3 separate regions of the Homo sapiens genome follow, and regions 1 and 3 are each linked to region 2. A link is a loop called in an ENCODE intact Hi-C map of the cell type or tissue named here. Cell type or tissue: heart left ventricle. All regions are shown on one strand. Each heading gives the region's core, and the rest is flanking DNA. Links, peaks and the distances in the headings are about the cores only.

Region 1 (6,605 bases), core at 1,522-6,521, 81 kb before region 2:
AGTTTGAGACCAGCCTGGCCAACATGGTGAAACCCTGTCTCTACTAAAAATACAAAACTTAGCCGGGCGTGGTGGTGCATGCCTGTAATCCCAGCTACTTGGGAAGCTGAGGCGGGAGAATCACTTGAACCTGGGAGGCAGAGGTTGCAGTGAACTGAGATTGCACCTGTGCACTCCAGCCTGGGCAACAGAGCAAGATTCCATCTCAAAAAAAAAAAAAAAAAAAAGTCAGCTTGGTTTTGAAGAGTTGCTGGAGAATGTGGCCTGGATGGGCAAACCAGTTTGCTTCCTAACCCTGCTCCTTGGTGAGGCAGCCTGCCCCCTCAGTCTCTGGCCATGCTGGACAACCACAGAGGCAGTGCCCAGATGGGGGAGCTCTTCTCCTCTCCCCAGGGACATACAGAGCCCCAAGAATGGGTGAGGGAGAGGGCAGGGGAAGGGCCCAAGCCCTTCTTCCCAAGTCTCCATTCAGCTTCAGATGCAGAGTGGGGTCTGAAAGATGAGTCTTTGGGATGGCCCTCCACATGGAGACAGGAAGCCCAAGGGAAGGAGGAGGGCCCCTGCCGTGTCACTCTCAGGGAAACCAGTGTGGAGGGGACACTGGGAAGGCTGCCTGCTGGACGAGGGAGTTGGGCCAGGCCTTGGAGGGTGGATGGGATGGACAAACAGGAGATGAGAAGGGAAAAGTGTTGCACGTAGAGGGAGAGTGGAGGGAAGTGTATCGGGCTGTGGGCCTGTGGGTACTGAGAGGGGGCTGCGTGAGGTGGTCCCCCTCAGGTGCCCCGGCGTGCCTGGCACCTGCATCTGTGTCTGGGCCTCCAGGGCCGTGGTCAGCACGGGGGCTGTCCGTTGGGCTGCTGTCTCACACACACTCCCCACTTGAAGTCTGACCAGGTGCTTGGGCTTCTGGCATAATCCCAAAAATAGATCTTCTGGCATCTAATGCTTTTCCCTTCCCTTTTTTTTCTTCCCATCATGAAATGAAGATGATGGACAAGAAATAGCCTGACCATGAGGACCAGGGAGCTGCTACCCCTCCCTACAGCTCCTACCCTCTGGCTGCAATGGGGCTGCACTGTGAGCCCTGCCCCCAACAGATGCATCCTGCTCTGACAGGTGGGCTCCTTCTCCAAAGGATGCGATACACAGACCACTGTGCAGCCTTATTTCTCCAATGGACATGATTCCCAAGTCATCCTGCTGCCTTTTTTCTTATAGACACAATGAACAGACCACCCACAACCTTAGTTCTCTAAGTCATCCTGCCTGCTGCCTTATTTCACAGTACATACATTTCTTAGGGACACAGTACACTGACCACATCACCACCCTCTTCTTCCAGTGCTGCGTGGACCATCTGGCTGCCTTTTTTCTCCAAAAGATGCAATATTCAGACTGACTGACCCCCTGCCTTATTTCACCAAAGACACGATGCATAGTCACCCCGGCCTTGTTTCTCCAATGGCCGTGATACACTAGTGATCATGTTCAGCCCTGCTTCCACCTGCATAGAATCTTTTCTTCTCAGACAGGGACAGTGCGGCCTCAACATCTCCTGGAGTCTAGAAGCTGTTTCCTTTCCCCTCCTTCCTCCTCTTGCTCTAGCCTTAATACTGGCCTTTTCCCTCCCTGCCCCAAGTGAAGACAGGGCACTCTGCGCCCACCACATGCACAGCTGTGCATGGAGACCTGCAGGTGCACGTGCTGGAACACGTGTGGTTCCCCCCTGGCCCAGCCTCCTCTGCAGTGCCCCTCTCCCCTGCCCATCCTCCCCACGGAAGCATGTGCTGGTCACACTGGTTCTCCAGGGGTCTGTGATGGGGCCCCTGGGGGTCAGCTTCTGTCCCTCTGCCTTCTCACCTCTTTGTTCCTTTCTTTTCATGTATCCATTCAGTTGATGTTTATTGAGCAACTACAGATGTCAGCACTGTGTTAGGTGCTGGGGGCCCTGCGTGGGAAGATAAAGTTCCTCCCTCAAGGACTCCCCATCCAGCTGGGAGACAGACAACTAACTACACTGCACCCTGCGGTTTGCAGGGGGCTCCTGCCTGGCTCCCTGCTCCACACCTCCTCTGTGGCTCAAGGCTTCCTGGATACCTCACCCCCATCCCACCCATAATTCTTACCCAGAGCATGGGGTTGGGGCGGAAACCTGGAGAGAGGGACATAGCCCCTCGCCACGGCTAGAGAATCTGGTGGTGTCCAAAATGTCTGTCCAGGTGTGGGCAGGTGGGCAGGCACCAAGGCCCTCTGGACCTTTCATAGCAGCAGAAAAGGCAGAGCCTGGGGCAGGGCAGGGCCAGGAATGCTTTGGGGACACCGAGGGGACTGCCCCCCACCCCCACCATGGTGCTATTCTGGGGCTGGGGCAGTCTTTTCCTGGCTTGCCTCTGGCCAGCTCCTGGCCTCTGGTAGAGTGAGACTTCAGACGTTCTGATGCCTTCCGGATGTCATCTCTCCCTGCCCCAGGAATGGAAGATGTGAGGACTTCTAATTTAAATGTGGGACTCGGAGGGATTTTGTAAACTGGGGGTATATTTTGGGGAAAATAAATGTCTTTGTAAAAAGCTTTTTCTCTGTGAAGTGTTTGGAAGCAGGGTGGGCCCCAGGACTCAACCAGCAGGATTCTCTCCTGGATGTTGCAGGCTGGGGTAGGGAAGCCTGGCCCTCCTTATCTCACCGTCCTTAAATCACTGGATCCCCAAGGCCATTTGGCTCCCTCCTTGGCTTCAGTTTCCCTCTGGGTAAAGTGAAGTTGGTTGTCCAGAAAGCCAGGCCCTTTGGTCACTGTATGGGGCTCCTCCCACTGGAAGCATCACTCAATTTCTTTGCCTCAGAAAACTCAAACCTAGGCTTGTTTAGGGCCTCTACTAATGAACCCATTTTAGAGACTGTGAAGCTGAGACCCAGTAAGAAGCTGGCACCAGGAAAAGAGTTCTGAATGCTGTTTCTGGCTGACTCAATTGGATGGGCACCAGGCCAGGGATCAGAGGTCCATTCCCAGGACATAGTTCTGCCCTATGACCCTGAGCAGGACATTTACCTTCTCTGAGCCTTGGCTTTCTTGTACAAAAAATAGCCACCTATGCATAGTGGCTCATGCCTGTAATCCCAACACTTTGGGAGGCTGAGGTGGGAGGATCGCTTAAGGCCAGGATTTCAAGACTAGCCTGGGCAACATAGCAAGACCCTGTCTCTGCACAGAAATAAAAAATTAGCGAGGTGCGGTGGCACCCACCTGTAGTCCTAGTTACTCAGGAGGCTGAGGTGGGAGGATCGCTTAAGGCCAGGATTTCAAGACTAGCCCGGGCAACATAACAAGACCCTGTCTCTGCACAAATAAAAAATTAACTACAGGCACACACCTGTAGTCCTATTACTCAGGAGGCTGAGGTGGGAGAATCACTTGATCTTCAGCCCAGGAGGTCGAAGTTGCCATGAGCTGTAATTGTACCACTGCATTCCAGCCTGGGCAACAGAGCAAGACTCTGTCTCTAAAGAAAAAAAAAAAAGAAAAGAAAAATAGGACTGAGGTTTTAACTACCTTCCATTTTGAAAGACTGAGAGGAGGCGCACAGGCTTCCAGAGAGCCAGATTCAGGGCTATGGGAACCTGCCTAGGATACTGCGTTCGCTTGCCCCTGGATGACAGTGTCCTGGCACTGGGACAGCCTGGAGCTTTGCAGACCCTGGGCAGCAGGAGGAGCCTGTGCTGGGGGTGAGGACACTTGACTTTCAATCCTGGCTCTGCTGCTAACCTGTGTCCATGTCCTTCATACCTCTGAGCCTTACTTTCCTTATCCATTAGATAGGGGTGACAAGTCATCTCCCAAAAAGTATGTGGCATTCTTTACAAACTGGAGGCTTTGTTATAAAGTTGATGGCTCTAGGGGTGAGATCAGTCATGTTGCTTGAGGTCCTGTCATCGGTGCTCTGGGTGGGTATTAGGATTGAAAGACTTATGCCTTTGCCCCTTCAACCCACTGTGTGCCCTTGAGCTTGCTGCTTCACCACACTGGGCTTCAGTCCCTACCTGTAGAGACAGTAATAGTTCCTGTTTCAAAGCACTGTTGAGAGGGCTGGATAAAGCAGTGGGTGAGAAGACACTGCAATTAGGCCAGATGCAGTGGCTCACGCCTGTAAACCCAGCATTTTGGGAGGCTGAGGCAGGCAGATCACCTGAGGTCAGGAGTTCAAGACCAGCCTGGCCAACATGGTAAAACCCTGTCTCCATTAAGAATACAAAAAAATTAGCCGGGTGTGGTGGCACGTGCCTGTAGTCCCAGCTAATCAGGGGGCTGACACAGGAGAATCATTTGAGCCCAGGAGGTGGAAGTTGCAGTGAGCTGAGATCACGCCACTGCATTCCAGCTTGGGTGACAGAGTGAGACTCTATCTCAAAAATAAAAATAAAAAGACACTGCAAACCATTAGGTGCTGGGCACATGTGGGGGGCTATTCTTTCCCTCCCTGCAGTCAGGCCCACGCGCTGTTGCTCCTTAGGTGATTTTGTAGATTGAGCACAGTGACTTGGAACAAGCTCTCTGAAGCCCAGTTTGTTCATCTGTAAAACAGGCACAGGAACCCATGCTTTTTCTTTGCGACAGGGCTGGATAAGGCTCAGACAGGACACTGTATCAAGTGTTCTGGGCACGGACCCAGCAGGTGTGGGACTTGCCTGGAGGCTTAGGTGTAAAGAGAGTGGCAACTAAGTCCTCTGGTGACAAGTGCCCTGGACAGCAGTATTTTTAGCTGCCCTTCCTGGGCAAAGCTCCAACTCCTACATTTTAATGGAGAAATAATTCTCACAGTGCGACAAGCTATAGCTTGCAGGTGTCACATCCATATTAAAGAGGGGACAGAGCGAGGTTCATTTGCCTGGCTCAAGGTGTGACCAGAATTCGCCTCCAGGACCATTTGTAACCAGGGCTTGAAGACCAGTGGATCTGACTACTCACCACCCAGAAGGAGGAGACTGGGAGGAGGGGTTAAAATGGTGTGGCCAGGGCACCTGGATCATCCTGCCTCTTCTACTTGTGTGTTTGGAGCATTCTGCTTACACTCGCAGACCCTGGGCAGCAGGAGCCTGGGCTGGGGGTCAGGACACTTGACTTTGAATCCTGGCTCTGCTATTAGACTGGCCACCTTCTAGACTGTTGTATCAGTCTTACACATTTACAAAAATATCATAAACATCATGCAACCCTTTTTTCTGTTTTTCTTTACTCTTTTCCCAAGTCACTTCTTCTAGATAGAAGTGTCCTTGTCCTCTTTACCTTCTATATCGATGTGTAACATACCTCTAGTATTTACAAGATGCTAATCCTCAGTGTATGACTCCATGAATTTTTACACAAATCTCTACCCATGTAACCACTACCCAGATCAAGATATAGAACAGTTCCTGGATTCCAGAAAGTTCCCTAGTGTCCCTACCCAAGCAACAGCCCCGCCCACTTGGCTGCTTTCACCAATTAGTTTTACTTATTCTTGAACTTCATATAAATGGAATCCTGCAGTACATGCTATTTTGTATCTAGCTTCTTGCAAAGACCTCCCTCGTTCTTTTTAAATGGCTACATAGTATCTCAAAGTACTGCTGTTCTAGCCTATATTTTGCTAGTTCCTACAGTTTAGACACAAATAATGCAGGCTTGTGTTCGAGTTTCTACAGTATGGAGCCCTAGAAGTGGGATCTCTGGATACATTTTAAGTGTTACCAATTGTTTCAGCTGCCTTTTTAGCCAGTCCCTGTGGCAGTAAGAATGCAAGTGAAGAAAACTTAGGGTGGCTGGAAAAACTGATTCTAGACAGGGCAGAGATGGTGCTTGGAATTCACATCCAGTTGGTCTCTCAGAGACTTCAGAGTGGAGCCTGATTTGGTAGTGTACAGGGCCTGCAGTCATCCCTTCCACCCGCTCTGGACCACCTTGCCCTTCAGCATATGTCACTGCCGCTGCCTCAGTTTCCAGGAGCTATCTGCGTCCCCGGGACCCCAGTCCTGGGGGAGTGCGTCTGCCTCCTAGTGGATTATGTGGGCCGAGCACCGTGTTCTGAGTGTGTGTGTGCCAGGGTTGAGCCCTGCACCCGCAGCACCATAATTGATGGGGGGAGGTTCTCAGCATCTTTGGGGTTTTTCTTTAAAAGAAGGTCTCACTCTGTTGCCCAGGCTGGAGTGCAGTGGTACGGTCATAGCTCACTGCAGCCTCGACCTCCAGAGCTCGTGATCTGCCTGCCTCAGTCTCCTGAGTAGCTGGGACTGCAGGTGCCTGCCACTACACCTAATTTTATATATATATATATATATATATATATATATATATATATATATATATTTTTTTTTTTTTTTTTTTTTTTTTTTTTTTTTTTGCAGAGACGGGATCTTGCTATGTTTCCTGGGCTGGTCTCAAACTCCTGGGTTCAATCAATCCTCCTGCCTTGGCCTCCCAAAGTGCTGGGATTACAGGCAAGAGCCACTGTGCCTGGTCAGCATCCTGTTGGATGCAGGTGGCTCAGGTTAGGTTAAATCTCTTGCACTTGTGTCAGAGAGTATTCATAACCTTTGGCACTGCCAGCTCCAGGTAATTATGGTGACACTACTTCATT
Region 2 (6,605 bases), core at 707-5,706:
CAGCTAGTAGAAAATAGCAAACCACCCCCGTCACTCCTTATTTCCTTAGCCTGCTTTGATTTTTCCATAGCCCTTGTGTTTAATTGTTCTTTTTTTTTTTTTAACTGTCCACCTCTGCCAGCTAACCTGTAAGCTCCATAAGATTAGGCCTTTGCTTTGTAAACTGCAGCATCCCCAGGTTCTAGAACTGAACCTGACACATGGCAGGTGTTCAGGAAACATTGGTTGAATGAATGTGTTCCATTGCTATCCCATGAGGCTGAATCCTGTCTCTCCCTGGCCTAGGCCCATAGGAGAGAGGCTGGAGCTTTTCCTCTTCCATCTCTCCCGTTGGTCAACTCTCCAATTTAGTGGCTGGTCCCTCCCATCCGGCATTCTCCTTCACCATATCCATCACATGTTTAATTACTTTTTGGGAAGGTGTCTAGCTTCCCCATCACCTAACCCCCTAATTGCTCAAAACTAATTTTTTTGGGGGTGAGGATCTAAACGGTGCTGGATAAGAGGGAACCAGGAGGGCCGAGGAGCCACCCAGACAGCCCCTTCAAGATTTCCAAGTCAGTTTTGAAAGAGCAGCAGGCAGTTACTTTGCTCCCTAATTACCAGCCTCACTGTGGACATCCTCAGAAGACACATCTTTCCTAATTGAAACAGCAGGGTGGATTGCAGGCTCTGGGCAGCCTCCTTTGCCTTTTCTGGCAGGAGCCAGAGGCAGGCAAAGGTGTTTCATTAAAAGAGAGCTGTGGAAAGGGAGTGGTCATGGTGCCCACTGCCTCCTGGAGGCCCACAATTTAGACGCACAATGAAACAGCAAATATGACAACAAAAGAATCAAGTCCCTGGTCTGTCTCCCCATCTCAGGGCCTGGGCCTCACCTGGCCTCTCCTTCTCCCATCAACTCTCTCCTGCATAGCCACAGACTCCAGCCAAGTGGCAACTCTGCTGAGCACCTGCCCGAGTGGACTTTGGCCTCCTGCCATCTGTGAGCAGGGAGGTGTAGCTCAGGGGTGGTCCCGGGATCGTGGGCAGCCCCTCTCCTCCCTGGAAGAGATAAAATCTTGGCCCAGGCCAGCCAAGCTCAAGGTCTTAAGGCTTATTCAGCTTGCTGGAGTTGCTGCTTATGGCGGAGCCTACTGAGCCTACTGACTGCATTCCCTGTACCTAGTCTCCTCCTTTTTTCTGAGTAATAAGAACACTTCAGTTTTCCTCTAGGTGGCAAGATGCCCAGCTAAAAGACTACATTTCCCAGTTTCCCTTGCAGCTACATGTCACCAGTGATTTTGTGGGGTGGATTTTTAAGCAGATGTTGTAGGGAGGATTTGGGGGAATATCCCTTCAGGGAAAGACAGGTAGATAACATGTGCCCTTTTATTTTTCACTATCCTCCTTATTTCTGCTTCTTGCCCAGAATGTGGATGTGATGAATGGAGCTCAAGTAGCCATCTTGGGCCCACGAGGATGACAGCCATATATAAGGGATGGTAGGTCAAAAGATAGAAGGAAAGTAGATTCCTGAGCATCATGGAGCTGCCATACAACCTTGGACAGCTTAACTCCAGACTTCTTTTTTGGCAGAGAATAAACTGCAAATGTGCTTTTGCCACTATAGTTGAGTTTCTGTTATTAACGGCTGAAAGCAAATCCTAATTCACTGACCCCTTTAAGAATGTGGTAAAATGTGGGCCCTCACTCCACAGGTGCATAGAACAGCAAGAGACATGGACACACGTGTACACACACACACACACATGCACTCTCTCTCTCTATTTTTTACACAATTTGTGGGGGAGAAAAAGCCATAGACATTCTCCAAGTAAGCAGACTCAATCATTGTTTTAGTCTGTCACCCAGGCTTTAGTCCTTGTTGCTCACTGTGTCTGGGGCTTTGAGGTACAAACCCATGACCTGGCATTTAGAATGTGTTTTATTGACAGCCCTTTTGCATTTACTGCTGTTAGATCAAGTATTTGCATCATGGAGTAGAAAATAACCCAGTACCTGTTCTTGCCGAGTCCTGAGTGGGGATGGGGAAGGAACACTAGACTGATTTATTACCAATACAGATGGGATAAAAGTTAGGTCTGCAGAGGGCCATAACCAGGAGGTGCTCTGGATCACAGGAAACAGTGGCCTGCAGGAATGAGAGAGGGCTTCCTGGAGGAGGAAGGAACACTAGACCTGGAAGGGCCAGCTGAGAGATGTAGAGGGAACAGGGATCACCTGAAGGCAGCAGCTAAGATGACAATGCTAAGGGGACTTTGGCCTCGGTGTCCATAGGGGACTGAGCAGGCAAAATACCTTCACCTGGAGACACAGAGATCACTGTGGTCATACCAAGCCCTGGTGGGAGGGCGAGGAGTGTGAACTCAGTCTTTTCATCCTAAGAATATGACGGAGAGCCTTGCACATTGGGCCTGGCAGGCAGAACGTGGGGCCAGAGACCATGTGGGCCATTTCAGAGAATGGGAGGCTGGAGGTCCCCACCTTTCCCACCCTGCAACAGGTGCAGCTCATGAGGATCTGAGGAAGCCGCCCTACGTGGTCCCAATTCCTTGCGCACACTGCTGGCTGTCAGTGCCTCACTCTGTTTCCTCTGCCTGTCTTCCTCAAGGCTTGTGCCCTCCGCTGGCCCTTCCAGGTCTAGTGTTCCTTCCTCCTCCAGGAAGCGCTCTCTTATTCCTGCAGGCCACTGTTTCCTGAGATCCAGAACACCTCCTGGTTATGGCCCTCTGCAGACCTAAATTTTATCCTGACCTCTGCCTCCAGGCCTCGCTCTGCCAGCAGTTCTCCTCTATGCCTTCCTTCTAGTCTCTCTCTTCTCCCACCCACAGATCTCCATGCTCTGGGGCTCTCAAAGAATTCAGGGACTGTGGCATTCAAGGCCAGCTGGTTGATGTCACTCCTTCTAGCCTCGAGGAGAAATCTGCTCCGTTGCAACCTATGCCAGCTCAGAGGCCCCCCTCCTCCCACAGATACCCACTCTAAAAAGTCCTCCTCCTCCTCTCACCTGTCTTCCCCCATAAGGGTGACGGAGGTCAGAGAGACATAAACAACCTACGGTTTCCAATTAATTTTTAATTGCAACTTGAAATTCTTAATTGCAGCTGACACGCTATCTCTGATGGAGGCGCGATGGTGAAGGTGGGGGTGGCGGTGACCCAGTTAGAGATGTTCAGCCCCTGTCGGACCAGGCACTGAGCCAGCTGAGGAGAGGACCAGAGGGCAGCCTGAGCCTGGCTGGGCGTGCTGGCCAATTGCCCCAGGAATGCCATGGTGGAGTAGTTGTGCCTCGGGCCCTGGGCCTGCTCCCTCAGAGGCCAGAGGCCTGCACTTTGGCCCATCCTCTGGGGAGGGCTACCAGAGATGCCCCATTTGTCACTGTCTCATTATGGCCACTGAGGGTCCTGACAGGACAATGCGGCAAGCTCCAAGTGGCCCATCAGGGCCTCTACTGGAGCCCGTTTGGACATGCAAAAACCAGCCAAGTTCCAGACAAACAGATGAGTTGGTCACCCTAGCTGGAAAACAATTAGCCCCTTTGACACCCTTAGTTCTGGGAAGCGGGGAGCTGCCATTGAGACACTCTTAGATGGCTGGGGAGCTGCCCCTCCCCTCCTCCCACAGCTGTTCCTTGACCTGAGGTGCCAACATTGGGTCTGTGCGACCACAGGGTCTGTGGGTGCAGCTTCTCTCCTGGGCTAGTCGCCTGTGCGTTCTGCCCAGCAATCTCTACCTCCCCCCTTGGTAGGGAGACAGACAGGTAGATCTGTCTGTCTACCAGCTCCACAGGCAGGTTGTTATCTGATCTGGAGCAAGACATGTCCCTGGTCTGAGCCTTAGTTACTCCCTTTGCCCTTCCTCTAGTTCAGGAGTAGCCTGGTAGTGCCACTCGGGGGTAGCCAGTAGTGTGGTTGGGAGTTGCAGGACAGGAAGGGGCCAGAGATGGACAGCATCATCTGCCTCTGCAGCCTGTCCTGAGGGAGGAGCTCTCAGAGTGTGGGAGAAATCTCGCCCAGCTGCCACCCTGCTGTGGGAGTGGGGCGCCCATGGAAGGAGCCAGTCCGAGGCGTTCTGCCATCCTCTGCTCACCCACCCACTCCTGGCATGCATTTGCAAATTCTTTGGCTAAGGTAGCTAGTTCTCCACAGGCGCTATTACCTGAGACCTGCCAGCTAGTGACAACAGAAAGCCCGCACGTTGACGTCCCTCTTTGGCTTGCCTGGAAGTCTACTCGGGGCTGCAGGACTGGCAGGAGCGGGGGCTAGGGTCAGAGTGGGGCAGAGACCGTGGCTGCTTATGGGGCAGGGAGAGGGTCTGGGCCGGGTCAGGGGCTGGGGGAGTGGGAGGATCTGGAGAGGATGGGCTTTCCTGGGGAGCTGGGGGAGCATCCCATGGGTGTGCTCTGCTGAGTGACACAAATCTGGCTTTCACTCACTCATTCATTAATGCATTCATTCATTCACTCATTCATTCATTCGCTCAACAGAGGTTTACTGAGCAGCTGCCAACTGCAGGCCCCATTCTGGGCCCTGGGGGAACTTAGGAAGGAAACAGGCCAAAGCCAGAATACCAGTCCCAGGAAGCCACCTTTTCTCCAGGGGTGTGGTTCATGCCCCCTCCTGGCTTGGCCCCCTCCCTGGTGGACCCCCTACCTTCTCTATCACAAGTCCAGGTCTGCAGTAAGGTAGACACAGGGTCCTGGGGTTCCAACCTGGTCCAAGGGAGCAGCCTGGAGTGTGCTTAGAAACATTTGTTGACTAATGGGCTCAGGGACTGAGGGCCTGGGGAGCCTGATCAGGGAGCCTGCACCTGCCTGTCCCTCGATGTCATTCCCTCAGTCTTCCCGGCACTGAATGAGGCCCAGTGTGGGCAAAGCCGCGTCATCCTTAGCAGGGGCCCCCATCCCAGGGCTTATGAGGCACCCCAGCTCCCCAGGAGCCCCTCTGGGAAGCTGCAAACTCTGCTTTCCATACTTCAGAATTCATCTGTCCTGCCACCCCTTCCTTCAGACCCCCTGGGAGTCAATGGGACTCAAGGGATCAGTGAAATAACCCAAAGTACATTTATGATACAACCCCCTCAACCATGCATTCTGCACCTCCACACCCCTCCAAAGCCCTGCCCTTGGGGAGCCTGGAGACACATGGAGAGGGACCTGCCTGGGTCCTAACAACTGTAACATGTGAACACTGACCCCAAGTGACATGGAACCCTTGTGATATGGCAGGTGCCACACTTGGCACTTTACATACATAGTCACATGCACTGCTTATAGTAACCCCGGAATAGGCACTATCACTATCCCCATTTTACAGATGAGGACACTGAGGTGTAGGGAGGGCTCTCACTTGCCCATGATCATTCAGCTGGGGAGTGGGACCTCACACACAAACCCAGGGGTCTGACTGCTGAGCCCATGCTCCTAATGTCCACACGGTGCCCTCCTACGAAGCGAACCTAACAGCAGAGCACGATTAACAGCAGGTGAGGACAAAAGTACATCAGCCTGTTGGTGCTCAGAGGGGACGAGGCCCCTGTAAACGGAACACTCAGCGAAGGGCCCTAAAGGAGCGGGGATGGGGGCTCCTCAAGGCAGATCCTGAGCAGGACCCGCCCAGCACCCGCTCCCAGCCTGTCAGGAAGGCTGAATGAAAGAACACCGTGTGGATCTTCCTCTGGCCCTTGGAGGCTGTGCCCTCTGCTCAGAGAGGAGGAGCAAGGACATTAGCAGGAAGGGCTGCAGAGTGAGCTAAGGTCTGGAGGTGAGGATGACTCTGAAGGCCTTCCTGGAGAGCAGGCTGAGGAGGTAATGCCTGACTTGGTGGGGGAGGGGTGCTGAGGACCCGCAGGCCACTGTGGAATTGGACCCATCTGGCTGAGGCAAAGGCGCTGGCAGTTATGTTGCACTAAGTGGGCCAAGAGGTGACCTCTGCTTTGGTCTGACTTTGGCCACAGACCTAAGAATCTGGATACAGTTGGGCTAGAAGGGCCTTGGCAGACTGCACAGCTCAACCTGTCTTGTGCAGGTGGGAAGTGGGAGATCCAGGGAGGAGGGACTTGCCTGCACCCTCCCCACCTCCTGCTTGGGTGTGTGGCCCTCCCGCTGGGTGGGAAGAGCAGGCAGGAAACATTGTCTGAGGTTTCCAACCACACGGGAGGAACCCTGAAAAGACATTCCTGAGAGAGGCATAAACTAAGACCTAGAAAAGACAGAGGCTGACCTCACAGCCCCTGACTTCCTGCTTCAACCTCCCTTCCCAGCCCAGGCCAGTCTCTTCCCCATGGTCGCACCTTTGCTCAGCAGTTCTTCCCAGCGGGAATGACTGCCCCCACTTTCTATCTTTCTGTCTCTCTAACACTCACTTGATATTGACTGGACTTTTATGTATAGTTGGGCCCAACCCTTAGAACTAGCTCCAAGGGCTCTGGTTCCTCCAAGAATTCTCCCGTGATCGCATCTACCTGCTGACCTCTCACTCCCTTGTGTGACCCTGAACCTGAGACTGGCTCTGACGAGACAAATGGGGTGCTGTGAAACTTCCCTCATCCGTCCACAGGCCTGCTGCTCCTCCCCTGCCATGCTCTGAGCTCCCTGAAGAGGTGAC
Region 3 (6,605 bases), core at 527-5,526, 74 kb before region 2:
TGAAGGATGGGGTGCCGCTGGTGATGGCTCAATCCTTTTTAGCTCTAGGAAATGGGGGGCCCTGCCTACTCCTGATCATCCCCTCCCCCTTCTCCTTTCACGGCCTCCCTTTTGCCTCTGTGTCTCTCCCGTCACCCCCAGGACTCCAGATGTGCGCAGCCACGTGGCTGTTTCTGACTCCCTCTTCCCTCCAGCACCATGTCCTCCACGGAGGGAAGGAACATCTGTCCTGCTCCCTGTAGCCGTCAGTCTACGTGCATGTGCCAGGCTCAGGGAAATAATAGCCTTCGTGCTTTTCCTGCTCCCCGCCCCCCCACCTCCCATCTCACACATGCTTCAGAATCAGGGTATCCTGGGGTCTCTACCACACTGCAGCCCTGTAGTATCCAGAGTGACTGAAGCACAGGAGCTCTCCTCTACCACCCCCACCCTCCTCCTTGCAGCTCTCTGGCCTCTAGTTCTTCCTCAGTCTCAAAACTCACCTATCTGAAGTCCACCTGCCTACCTACCTACCCACCCTAATTTACAGGCCAGCATGCTCCCTGGGTGCTGGTCTACACTCTATTCTGTTTCCTTCCTGCTCCTCATGTTGCAATATCCTCTCCTAAAAAGTCCCTGCAGAGTGTGGCACCATTGTTGGAGGTGGGGAAGAGGGACTGATGTGTCTGCAGAGCCTGCCAGCCACTGACTGACATTTTGCCTTATTTGCTAAGATAATTTAGTGTAATTTGCTAATGAATGAATGCACTTCTTGTTCTTATAGCTTTTGTAATTGCATTGAAATCCATGTGCTTGCTGACAGTTTCAGCAAACGTTCCGGGAACTGAAGCTGGCCAGGTTACAGAGGGCTCAGCCTCCTTGGGTGACCATGCTGAGGGCCTTGATGACCTGTGAGGCATGGCCAGGATGCTGATTTTCTTGGTGTCTCTATCTGTGCTGCTTTTCTCAGCGTCCTCCCGTCCACTGCAGCCAGGAGGATCTGGGTCAGCCCAACAGGAGAATGTGCTGGCAGCCAGGGGTTCTGGACCTAGGACATTTTTGGAATGGGCTTTGCAGTGCTAGAAGAGAGTGCATTCTGTTCTGTCTGCAGGATGGGTGATGAGGGAGTCAGGGGGAAGTATAAGGGAGAAGGGGACAGAGATGACTGGCGAGTGGCAGAAGTTGCATGTTTCATATTCAGTCGTGTTTATAAGCATTTGCTCCAGCTCCCCCCATCCTTGGATATGCCCTCTCTCTCCTCCGCCTGTGCAGATCCTAGACACCCCCCTCCTATGTATCCCCCCAGATCTCTGCAACTCCGTGTTTCATAGCTACGATGAAGCACTTGCTCATTCATTGCACTCTGGGAACTCATCTCCCCAGAGCAGCTCTGGCTGGCCCCCAAGCCCAGAGCCGGGCACAGAGCAGCTCCTGTCCTCTGGTCTGCTGCAAGCAGGAGGTACCCAAACCACATTAATTCAGGTCTCTGAATGGAAGTAACTAAGGCTGAAGTTTACTTCTACACTATCCATGAAAAAATGATTTCCCAGCAAATGAACAATGTAAATGAGGCAGCCAAATGGTGCTTCACCTATTTAAAGGAATAATCTATTTTAAAAATCTTTTAGAAGCTTTTAGTTACCCAGAAACAATTGATACGGTAATTGCAAGCCATTTTTTAAATTTACTTATTAGAGAAGACTCCCTAAGCTCTGTTCACCCACTCCCATGCTCTGCTAACCCTTAGGGAGCTGGGTACTAAATGCTCGCTGTCCTTGTAGGCCCCATCTGTAAAATGGGGTCAAGAGTAGTACCTTCCCCTCCCTAGTTGACCAAAATGGACAGAGAATGCCCAAAGGACAGAGCCTTCACAGGGCCACCTCACCTGCACTTACACAGTATGAATGGACAGATCTGGGCAGATGGCACTGGACTCAGCCAGGACAAAAGAGAGCTTTGACCTGAGACCAATAGGGAGGGGCTGGATGGTCAGACAGGATTTGTGTGGGGAGGATGGGGGTGGAAGCAGAGGCGATTTCTCATTGCTCAGCCCAAGATGGTAGCTGAAGGAGCCCCAGGCACAAGGAGCAGCAGCCATGGCCCCCTGAGCACCAGCACCGCAGATCCCTGGCCTGCAAATCGATTCTGCTTTCTGTTTGATGGGCTTGTTGGCTTCAGCTTGGGGAGGAAAAACAAGCTCTTTCCCAAGGAGAGGAGCCGTGTCAGAGGTGGCTGTGGTGCCTCCATCCCTGCCGCACACCCCATCCCCACCCAGCCCTGTGAGAGATGCTGGGTCAGCGGGCAGGACACCATTCTTAGCCTCTCCCCTGGCCCTAGCCAGGCCTCTGCCTGCCTGGTGGTGTGGGGCGAGGCAGGCCAAGATGCCTGGGTTGAGGGGCTCCTGCGGGCAGTTGTCTGGCCCTGTGCACCTGCTCACCGCGGCTGCTCCTGGTCCAATGTGTGTGGCCCTGGATGGATGTGTGCATTTGGTGGGGTGAGAGAGTAGGTAAGAGTGAAAACAGGAAAGCAAAGGGCAGCATCCACAAACTTGGAAACATCAGCCTGCTGTGGAAGGGACGCTCAAGCCCCTTGTCCACAGTATTGCTGAGCTCTAGAAGGGGAGGAATTGGGAGCAGCTGGGAGCAAAGCTCAGAATAGGACCCAGGAGGCTCTGCCCCCGGCTCAGCGCCATGTCCACAAGACTCTGTGATACACCTCTGTGGGGTTCAATATGAGGACAAGAGGATGGGCATCTGAGCAGCCACTTCCTGCATGTGGTGAGGCAGCCCAACACAGTGGGCTTTTCCGTTTTGCAGCCCCCACAGAGCCAGCCCCTCCAAGGGAGCACGTTTCATTGGCAGCAGTGCTGGCAGTGGCAGCTAAGCCCTTATAGGGCACCACTCCTCCCAACCTCAGCAACCTCCTCTCTCCTCCTGTGGTTTTCCTAATAAACACCTTTAAAATATTTATGAAGGCAGCTTCAATGAAGTAACACGACATTGATTTAAAATGATTTTCTTCTAATAGGTAGCTTGAGCATGGGCTCCATTTCCCAAGCTCCTAAGGGCAGGCCCATCAGGGTGAACCCCCAGGATGGGCATTCAAGGCTCTCCATCAATGAGCTGAGCAGTGGGGATCCCTTCCCTCTCTCAGGGCCTCCACTGGGGGGCCAGGTCTGGTGACAAGTGTGGTGTGACAGTGTCATAGGGCTCAGGAACTGGACTCTGGTAGAAGGGGTCTAGGGGATCAGGCAGGCCAATTAGGGCTCTGGAAGAACGCCTGACATGGGAAGAAGCTGAAAACTGGAAGTCTCCCTAGAACCATGGATAGCACCTCCAACCTGTGCCCCTGGGGCACTGAGAAGCCCAGAAGCTGGGAGCTAGGACTCCTCGGTCTCTGTCCCACTTTATTGATAGGAATGGAGAAAGGCTGTACTCCAGAAGGAGGTGATGAGCGCCATGGGTTTCTAGGGAGGAACCTGGACTGGGATGCTGTGGCCACTGAACAGTTGGTAGCTGAGTTTAGCTGCTCCCCAGCAGCCCTGGCTGGAAAGGACACAATGGCAATGCCTTCTGTGCACGTGTGGGGGTGGGTCGGGAGCAAGTCGGGATCTGCAGTTGGCCCTCAGATTTGTCTGTCTGGCCTTTGAAACTCCAAGAAGCCACCACCTACCCTCCTTACACAAATCCCTGAGCTGCCCTCTCTTGACAGGATTGTACTTTGTCCAATCTCTTCCCGGCACAGAGGGGGAAACTGAGGTTCCTCCCCATCTACCAGCCTCTCCGCAGGCTAGAAGGAAAATCCCATCCATATCTATCTGGCACGCAGACAGAAGGCCCTGATGGAGAAATTTTGGGAGGAAGGTTCTATTCTCAATTCTCACCCCACTCATCCCCAGAAAAGTCTAACAAGAGCTGTTTTCATCACCATTGCCTAAAGCCTGGAGCTGCTCTAATTACGTGTCAGGCTTGAATTTGACAGGAAGCATTTTAATTATTAATTTGAAGTGTGCTGAGCATGGGGTGGAGGAGGGCCGGCTCTCCAAGCTCAGGCCCAGCCCTGTCTGTTGGGACCTCATTAATAATACCTCAGACCTCCCAGCCTTTCTTCTCCAGATGGAGCCTCTTCCCTGCCACGGCCCAGGATCTGCACCTCCCACTCTTCTGACCTTCTAACCTCTCATTTTGCACCATGCTTTCTTGTTTTCCTTATTTTCCTAAGCCGTTTGGCACAGAGTCTACTGTTCCCATTACATGGGATGGAGCAGACTGAGGTGGAGGGAGGGCAGGGAGTCCAGCGGATGTCACAACATGCATTAGCCACGGGCAGGGCAGGGCTTTTTGGGGTTCTTTAGTTGTTGCCTGACAGCAGAGGTGGCCTTCTGCAGGGCTGTCTCTCACCTGCTGTGTGCCTTTATATCCATATCATCTAGGGTGGCATGCAAAGTTTTTTCAATTTGTTGCCTGCATCTGATCCCATCTGATCCTTTTTTTTTTTTTTTTTAAATGCAGAGTCTTGCTCTGTTACCCAGGCTGAAGTGCAGTGGTGCGATCTCAGCTCACTGCAACCTCTGCCTCCCGGGTTCAAGTGATTCTCCTGCCTCAGTCTCCTGAATAGCTGGGATTCTAGGCGCCTGCCACCATGCCTGGTTAATTTTGTACTTTTAGTAGAGATGGGTTTTCACCATGTTTGCCAGGCTGGTCTGGAACTCCTGGCCTCCAGTGATCTGCCCGCCTCTGCCTCCCAAAGTGCTGGGATTACAGGTGTGAGCCACTGCACCTGGCCTGCATCTGATCCTTTTAAAGATCAGTTTCTTTGCTTCATTTACACCCAGGTATGGGTGTGCCCTTTGGGCTCAGGGGCCAGACCACTTGTTCAGTCCTAGGTGAAAGAGTCAGAGCCTGTCGTAGGCTAAGGACATCATTTTGCCCATTTTCTCTCCTGCCCTCAATTAAGAAAGATTCATCCCCTGCTCATTGGTTGTTTTCTGAGTTTAAACCCTGGCACTGTCCTGTGTGTTGGGGCCTGTCTCTTCTGTCACACGTCATTGTTTCTGCCTTCTGGATTCAGGACCACAAAGCTGCAGGCTGGGACGCAGCCCTGGGGCTGAAGATTGTGCTGTGTCACATGGGTCTAGCTGCTGCTGTGGTATGTGACACTGAGATTGCATTTCTGTCCCAGGCTTCCTTCCTTCTGTTGCTGGCCAATCCCCTTCCTCTCCAGGGCATCCCTGCCTCTGCCTGCATCCCAGGCTTGGTGCTCAGGGGCCTGTGCTCAGCCACCCGCCCCTACTTCATTTCTTGATGCAACCTTCCTTAGTGTTAGATTCTGTGCTGTAGTTGGATTGGAAAGTCATGATCCACTAGGGGAGATAAGCATTTATGTGAATTTGATCTAGGCAGAACTGTGGGGTCCAGAGGAGGGATCAAGGAATCCTGGAAGAATTGGGGCAGATTTTCCAGACACGGTGATGTGAGAGCTGAGTCTTGCAGGACATTTGGTATGTTATTCATAGTTGGGTACATTGAACAGAAGCAACTGTATTTTAAACAGAAAGGAATTTAGTACAGGGTATTGGGTGCTTACAAAGACTGAAGGAGCCTGCTTGGGGCTGGGTCTCAGGAAATGATTTTTTTTGAAATGGAGTCTTGCTCTGTGGTCCAGGCTGGAGTGCAGTGGTGTGATCGCAGCTCACTGAAACCTCCGCCTCCTGGGTTCAAGCTATCCTCCTGCCTCAGCCTCCCAAGTAGCTGGGATTACAGGTGTGCACCACCACGCCTGGCTGATTTTTCTTTTTTTGTTTGTTTCCTTTTTTTCTTTTCTTTTTGAGACAGAGTCTCACTCTGTTGCCCAGACTGGAGTGCAATGGCACGACCTTGGCTCACTGCAGCCTCTGCCACCTGGGTTCAAGCGATTCTCATGTCTAAGCCTCCCATGTAGCTGGGACTACAGGCACACGCCACCATGCCCTGCTAATTTTTGTATTTTTAGTAAAGATGGGGTTTCACCATGTTGGCCAGGCTGGTCTTGAACTTCTGACCTCAAGTGATCCACCTGCCTCAGCCTCCCAAAGTGCTGGGATTATAGGCGTGAGCCACAGTGCCTGGCCAGGAAATACTTCCAGAATACAGAATATCACAGAACTGAACAACCAGGGGGCTGCTACTTTGTCATGCAGTAGGTTGAATAATGGTCCCCAAAGATGTCCATGTTCTAATTCCTGGAGCCTGTGAATATTACCTTACCTGGCAAAAAGGACTTCACAAATGTAATTAGGTTAAGAATCTTGAGATGGGAAGATGATCCTGGATTATCTAGGTGGGCCCAATATAACAACAAGGGTCCTTATAAGGAGGCAATAAAGCAGAATCAGGAAAAAACAAAGGAGATGGATGACAGACCAGGAGCTGGCTTGAAGACGGAGGAAGGGGCTGTGAGCCAAGGAAGGCAGGAGGCCTCTAGAAACTGGACAAGGCAAGGAAATGGACTGTCCTTGGAGCCTCCAGAAGGAACTCAGAGCTGCTGACACCTTGACTTTAGCCCAGTGAAACCGATTTTGGACTTCTGACCTCCACAGCTATGAGAGAATAAATGTGTGTTGTTACAAGCCTCTGAATTTGTGGTAT

Evidence for each region. Hi-C counts contacts between places; a loop is a spot of excess contacts. Peaks named below come from ENCODE experiments on the same cell type or tissue, not always from the same donor. Only the 100,000 strongest peaks of a DNase experiment are listed, where the experiment ranks them.
Region 1: a loop joins it to region 2, with 2.4 times the contacts of the local background. A loop is called at or near these places in 8 of 110 quality-filtered maps.
Region 3: a loop joins it to region 2, with 2.2 times the contacts of the local background. A loop is called at or near these places in 8 of 110 quality-filtered maps.

The regions. Positions count from the first base shown.
Region 1 is chr15:73,711,948-73,718,552 of GRCh38, forward strand. CD276 (CD276 molecule) reads left to right here. Exons shown (of 10, transcript NM_001024736.2): 10 at 987-2,567. The coding sequence ends at 1,009. Among named protein-coding and RNA genes, the nearest start is that of CD276, 31 kb to the left of the region's middle. In heart left ventricle, for the core only: no CTCF peak of the experiment used is centred there; DNase peaks (open chromatin) are centred at 3,658 and 4,634.
Region 2 is chr15:73,793,498-73,800,102 of GRCh38, forward strand. No RefSeq gene overlaps it. Among named protein-coding and RNA genes, the nearest start is that of INSYN1-AS1, 29 kb to the left of the region's middle. RefSeq lists enhancers at 3,751-4,709, 5,297-5,976, 5,977-6,605. In heart left ventricle, for the core only: no CTCF peak of the experiment used is centred there; a DNase peak (open chromatin) is centred at 3,224.
Region 3 is chr15:73,719,314-73,725,918 of GRCh38, forward strand. No RefSeq gene overlaps it. Among named protein-coding and RNA genes, the nearest start is that of INSYN1, 31 kb to the right of the region's middle. In heart left ventricle, for the core only: no CTCF peak of the experiment used is centred there; no DNase peak of the experiment used is centred there.